2 separate regions of the Mus musculus genome follow, and region 2 is linked to region 1. The links are chromatin contacts, found by POLR2A ChIA-PET in ENCODE. All regions are on one chromosome and are shown on one strand. The core of a region is the stretch at or near the end of the contact, and the rest is flanking DNA. Distances in the headings are between cores, read along the strand shown. Region 1 holds the start of Kdm6b (KDM1 lysine (K)-specific demethylase 6B). Region 2 overlaps Dnah2 (dynein, axonemal, heavy chain 2).

Evidence for each region. ChIA-PET counts read pairs that join two places held with the same protein, here RNA polymerase II (POLR2A).
Region 2: POLR2A ChIA-PET joins it to region 1 with 12 read pairs in embryonic stem cell. The contact joins the enhancer-like site here to the promoter of Kdm6b in region 1. POLR2A ChIA-PET finds 5 or more read pairs at or near these places in 4 of 5 experiments (Patski and embryonic stem cell).

What each region holds. Positions count from the first base shown.
Region 1 is chr11:69,414,930-69,417,660 of GRCm38, reverse strand. Kdm6b (KDM1 lysine (K)-specific demethylase 6B) reads left to right here and starts at 1,467. Exons shown (of 24, transcript NM_001017426.2): 1 at 1,467-1,644. Gm51903 (a long non-coding RNA gene) reads right to left here and starts at 2,148. Exons shown (of 2, transcript XR_003949708.1): 1 at 1,877-2,148.
Region 2 is chr11:69,450,918-69,453,792 of GRCm38, reverse strand. Dnah2 (dynein, axonemal, heavy chain 2) reads left to right here. Exons shown (of 86, transcript NM_001081330.1): 53 at 1-17; 54 at 465-632; 55 at 815-975; 56 at 1,247-1,386; 57 at 2,439-2,571; 58 at 2,655-2,794. Among named protein-coding and RNA genes, the nearest start is that of Kdm6b, 36 kb to the right of the region's middle. Within about 2 kb of position 1,537, at least 1 of the 3 ENCODE cell types and tissues checked has a DNase peak (open chromatin) inside an H3K27ac peak, as active enhancers do.

The DNA.
Region 1 (2,731 bases), core at 218-2,717:
TCTGCCCAGAGTCCCGTTCCAGTCCCGTGCCATCTCTTTCTCCTTTCCTTTCCCTTGGCATTAGCATCCTGCAGGTGGGAAACCCTGGCCTGGAGTTTCGTGAAGGGGGAGGGGCGCGGGTGTGGTGTGGCCTGAAAGACTTTGCCCCTTTGCTGGCTTGAGAGAATTCTGGGTCTTCCCCCCCCTTCTTTTTCCTAGATTGCCATGGAAAAACTTCCTCTCCAGTCCCCACTACCACTACCACCCCCCGTACTCCCTCCCGCGCGCCCTTGGAAGTGTCTCCTGAAGTCTTTTTAGTTTCCCACCTGCTGCATGGCCCAGTGTCAGGTTGCCCCTTTCCCAGCTTGAGCTGAAGTGGGTGTAGTTGCAAGACAGCTGCCCCTAAGAGAGGAGCTGTATGTGGGTATACACACCAGCCCATCCCTGCGACTCCCGTCACCTCCTCTTACCAAACTGAGGAGAAAGAGTTAGGCTGAAAAGTCAAGGTCTTTATCTGTGTAGGTAGGTGGATCAGCTTCTGGTATTGCCCACTTTTGAGAGAGAAGTCCAGTGATAGTTATGGCTGCCCTCTGTTAAATCTTGGAGTTGGTGATGGTATTACAGAGTCTCCTTTCTTGTGCCTAAGAATGTGGATTGTCGGCTCAAACCTGGATTCTAACCCCAGCTCTGCCACTAAATGGGACTCGGGAAAAGTCACAACCTTGCAGAACCTCCTATCTGCAATCTGGGACATTTAAATATCAATACCTACCTTCTAGCTGATGGGAGGGGGCAGTGAAATAATTTATGCAAAGCATTTAGCACAGTGGTTGGTATAAAATTAATACCGAATGAGTATCAGAAAATACATATTATTAAATGTTGTTAGTTATTATAGTGGGTGGACCTGTTTCTAAAGTAGCCCTCACAGGGGATTGGTTAAAGAGTGGAGAATTCTGCTACCTGGAGTGTGTGTTGTGTGTGTGTGTGTGTGTGGGGGGGGGGTGTCAGGGATTAGCATCGACTACTTTATGTACCTTATTTGATGTGGGCTTTAGCCAGATTTGTATTGCTTTCTTTAGGTTTATTTTTCCCCTCCTTAAAAAAAAATAGCTAAGACTATATTCCTTTGGCTGTTAAAATAATTACGTTGTAGCTTGTGATTTTCAAGCGATACTCTGGTTCCCTCCCATGTTGCTCTCTGGAGCCTTTCATTTTGCAAAGGGACTCCACAGTTTCCCTAGCGGGGACATGGCTAGGCTAAAGGGGTGTGTAAAAGGTTGGGGTGGGTGGGTGGGTGGAGAGAGACTAGTGGGGGGAGGCTGGGGGAGCGGGTAGTTAAAGGAAGAGACCGGAAGGGAGGAGGAGGGAGCCTGCTGGTGGGGAGGGAGGGGAGGAGGAGGAGGTGGAGGAGGAGGAGGAGGACGAGGAGGAGGAGGAGGGAGGGAGGGGGTTGGGGAGAGCCTGCTACAGTTCTTTGTTTGACTCCGGGACTCAGGGACGGGGAGGAGGAGGGAGGGAGGCAGAGGCTGCAAGCGCCGGGGCAGGCCCAGGAGGCAGAGGAGGGACCGTCTCCCCCGCCCCCCAGCCCCCACTCCCCCCCCTGCTGCTTCCCCCTCCCTACCCGGACTCTGGGGGCACCGCCGGGGGACAGACACCCAGCAGGTAACCCTGGCCTGGCTCTCCCTCCCCCTGTCTGATTTTCTTCCACACCCTCCCGGACGACCCCTTTCCGTCTCCCCGATTTCCCGGGCCTTGCCTTTCCCCCCCAGCCCTCCTTGTTCCATTTCTGCGAGTTGGGCTTGTCGCCTGCTGGCTCCGCCACCCTCCGTCTCGTGCAGCCTGACTCCCTTCCCCCCACCCCACAGTGTGTGCTCCCCTGTTCTGCCCGAGGCACCTTTTGGGGTTCTGTCTCAATGTTTCTTAGGCTGGCTTCTTCCGACCAGTCTCATGGGGCTCTGAGGAAGGAGGGAGTCCTTATTCTTTAATGGCTCCCCCCAGTCTCCCTTGCCCCATTCTCCTCGTAGCAGTCTCTAGGGGTGAGAGAAAACCGGAATTTGGGGCCTGATGGAGAGGCAGGGGGGCTGTGTGTTGCTGGAGACAGGGACAGTGAGTGTGTGAGGAGGGGGTGGGGATTTGTTAGAGACCAGGCTGCCTCTCTGATGTCCCTTTAAATGGCCCTTACATATCTGGGGGTTAGGGGGTGGGGTGGTGGCAAGCTGCCTGCCTGGGGGGCAGGGCCCTTGGTTTGTCCACACCGTCAGGGGTGGAAATGATTTAAAGGGACAGCCTTGGTGTGGCCACTGCCACCCTGTGCTGGCAGGAGGGGGAGCTGGCAGGCTATGTCTACAGAGGCTTGGCTGGTGAGCAGGGCATTTGAGGCTGTCTGGGACTGGGCCTCAGGTCTCCAGTCCAGTTACTGTGGCTGGAAAAGTGCAAGAAGGGGTTGACAGCCTGCCCTGAGGGTGCTCAGTCTAGGCTTTCTTCAGAACCCCATGGGTGAGCCCTTTGACTCCATGACCAAGAATCTGTGAGTCTGAACTACAGAACCTGTGGGCCAGAACCAGGTGGGGGCCACTGGCAGATCCGCAGGTCAGTAGGGTGACCTGGGTACTTTAGAGCTGGCCCCTTCAGCTTCCCCTTTTGTTGTTTGGTTCTTTGCACAAGAAGGCCCCAGCCCCTCCTCCTCATGCACATGCCCCCCCACCCCCACCCCAGCTGTTGGGCAGATGAATTACAGCCTCCTGCTTGG
Region 2 (2,875 bases), core at 288-2,787, 36 kb before region 1:
AGAGGCCATTGAACACAGTGAGCGCTCGCTGCCTCCTGCCCTTCTATTTTCCAACCTTGGTTTCCCCTCGAAGGCCACTCCCAAATCAAGTTCTAGACATCGTTTTCCTTTCAGGTCCGACCAGTGTGGCTTATTTATTTATTCATTTGGTTTTGAGACAGGGTCTTGCTGTGTAGCCCTAGCCAGCAAGCATATCGCCGGTTAAAGCAAACCGGTCTTAAACTTGTGACCCTCTGCCTTTCCCTGAGATTACAGGCCTACAGCACCACACCTATCCACAAGAGTGTTAAATGGGCAAGGTGTAGGTTAAGTGCTGAGTTGCCATCAGAGCCTTAGGCACCACCCTCTCCACTCTTACTTCTTGACTTCTCTAATTCAGCCTCAGAGGTTTTGATCCCTAGCCCGGGGCCTAGAAATTGCTTGGATTTATAAACCCAGTGCGTTACCCTCACCCCGCTCCCCAGTCACTCGGATCGTGCGTGTGATCGGACAGCCCCGAGGCAACATGTTGCTGGTGGGGATCGGGGGCAGCGGGAGGCAGAGTCTGGCCCGCTTGGCGTCTTCCATCTGCGATTATAACACGTTCCAGATCGAGGTCACCAAGCACTACCGCAAACAGGAGTTCCGAGACGGTAAGGCTGGGTTCCTGACCATGCGCAGAGGTTTCAGGATGAAAGATAAGCTGCTTGAGTTACTGGCCCTGGCCTTTGTGTTCTGGGAGTGCTTATGGCTGTGGGAGGGTCCTCCAACTGAGAGGCTCAGGATGGGGAGTCGCAAGTAAGTCTTTTCCTTCGCCCTTCACTTGTTTGGCCAGATATCAAGCGCTTGTATCGACAGGCAGGGGTAGAACTCCAGACCACGTCTTTCCTTTTCGTGGACACCCAGATAGCTGACGAATCCTTCCTGGAAGACATCAACAACATCCTTAGCTCGGGCGAAGTCCCCAATCTCTACAAGTCTGACGAATTTGAAGAGGTGAAGTTCCTTCAGTTCTGAGTTGGTTCTTTGGTTTTCCTAGCTAACCACCAGCACCCCACAGATTCCACATCTGTTTCTGTAGCATCCCCAGCCTCCCAGATCAGTCCCTGTGGGCTGAAGCCTGTTTCTCATCAGTCATCCCCTGAGAGGCCTCACTGGGCGGGCGGGGTTGCTTTAACTCCCACTCCAGTCTGCCAGCCTAACCTGCTTTCCCGCTGAGACTGTGGTGAGAACTTCAGTCCTCTGATACAGTGTGGTTTCTGAACAGATCCAGAACCATATCATAGACCAGGCCCGGGCAGAACAGATACCAGAATCCTCGGACAGCCTCTTTGCATACCTCATCGAGCGCGTGCGGAACAACCTGCACATTGTGCTCTGTCTAAGTCCCGTGGGAGACCCCTTCAGGTGATGCTTCCTCGGTTGGCCGGCTCCCCACAGGCTCCCGCCTCGGCTTTTGGCTTTCTGTGTTCTTTGGAAGTTAGTGCGTCCCATGTGACTTCCTCCACAGTTTAGGGGCGTTACCCACATTGTTCTGGAACAGCCTTTTCATCCTCCCAGACTCAAAGTCTTTTCCCAGTAAAGAACAACTCCCCTCCCCCAGCTTCCAGAAACGACCTTCCTGCTTTCCATCTGTCTCTGATGGCCTTTGATGGCCTTGTGCATGAACGGTGCGGTGTTTGTCCTTTTGTGACGCACTTCCTTCACTCTATGATGTCCTTGAGGTTCATCTATATTGTAGCATATGACAAGTTTCCTTTTCTCTTTTTAATAAGATGAATAGAATTAACAGTATGTGTACACCAAAAAAAAAAAAATTTTTTTTAACCCATTCTCAGTATGACTAGATATTTCAGGACCACGGAAACCTGAAGGAAGAGGCCTAGTGTGGCAGTACACACCTATGACCTCAGGACATAGGCGGGCAAAGCGAGAGGACTGGTGCAAATCTGAGACCAGTCCCGGCTACATAGCAAGCATGAGAGTAGCCAGGGTGACTGCATATAGTATCTGCATATGTGATGCCCTGTCTTAATGGGACGTGGGCAGAGCAGATGGAGAGGCAACGTGGGTTGCCGTTTTGCTTATGTTTTTATTTATGGTGTCTAGTATATTTTACTTAGCACAGTCAGGTGCCGTGTAGGGCATTCTTCTTGGGTCACCTTACCAAATTCCTAACAACCTTAGCATAGACTGTCAATCTCCTGCTAGAGATGAGGAAGCTGGGGTTTGAGAGTGTTAGATTCTCCTGGCTCAAGATCAACATCTAGAAAAATGTGGATCTGAGACCATTTCTCAATGTTATGCAGAGCTATCTATCTCTGAGGAGGTAAATCTGGAGGGAGGAGCCGATAGGAAGAGGACAGGGCCTTTGGGTCACCGCAAAGCGGATGGGGCATGTGTTGCTAGAAAGCTAAGGGCATTGTGAGTAGACTTAACTCTCCTTGACTTCCTCCTAGGAATTGGATTCGCCAGTACCCAGCCTTAGTAAACTGTACAACCATCAACTGGTTCTCAGAGTGGCCCCGAGAGGCCTTGCTAGAGGTGGCTGAGAAGTACATTATAGGAGTGGACTTGGGGACACAGGAGAATGTGAGCCTTTCCTCTGACACAGCCACACTCCCCCTCATTGCTGCTCCATACCCTGACCTCCCATTCTGTATTATTGGCTTCAGATCCACAGGAAAGTGGCCCAAATCTTTGTCACCATGCACTGGTCAGTGGCTCAGTATTCCCAGAAGATGCTGTTGGAACTGCGGAGATACAACTATGTCACACCCACAAACTACCTGGAGCTCGTGTCTGGATATAAAAAGTACGAAAGCCAAGAGACCCGGAGGGCTGGGGTGTTGGTGTCTTTCGAAGATGCTGATTGGTAAAGTGATGGCCTGGAAAA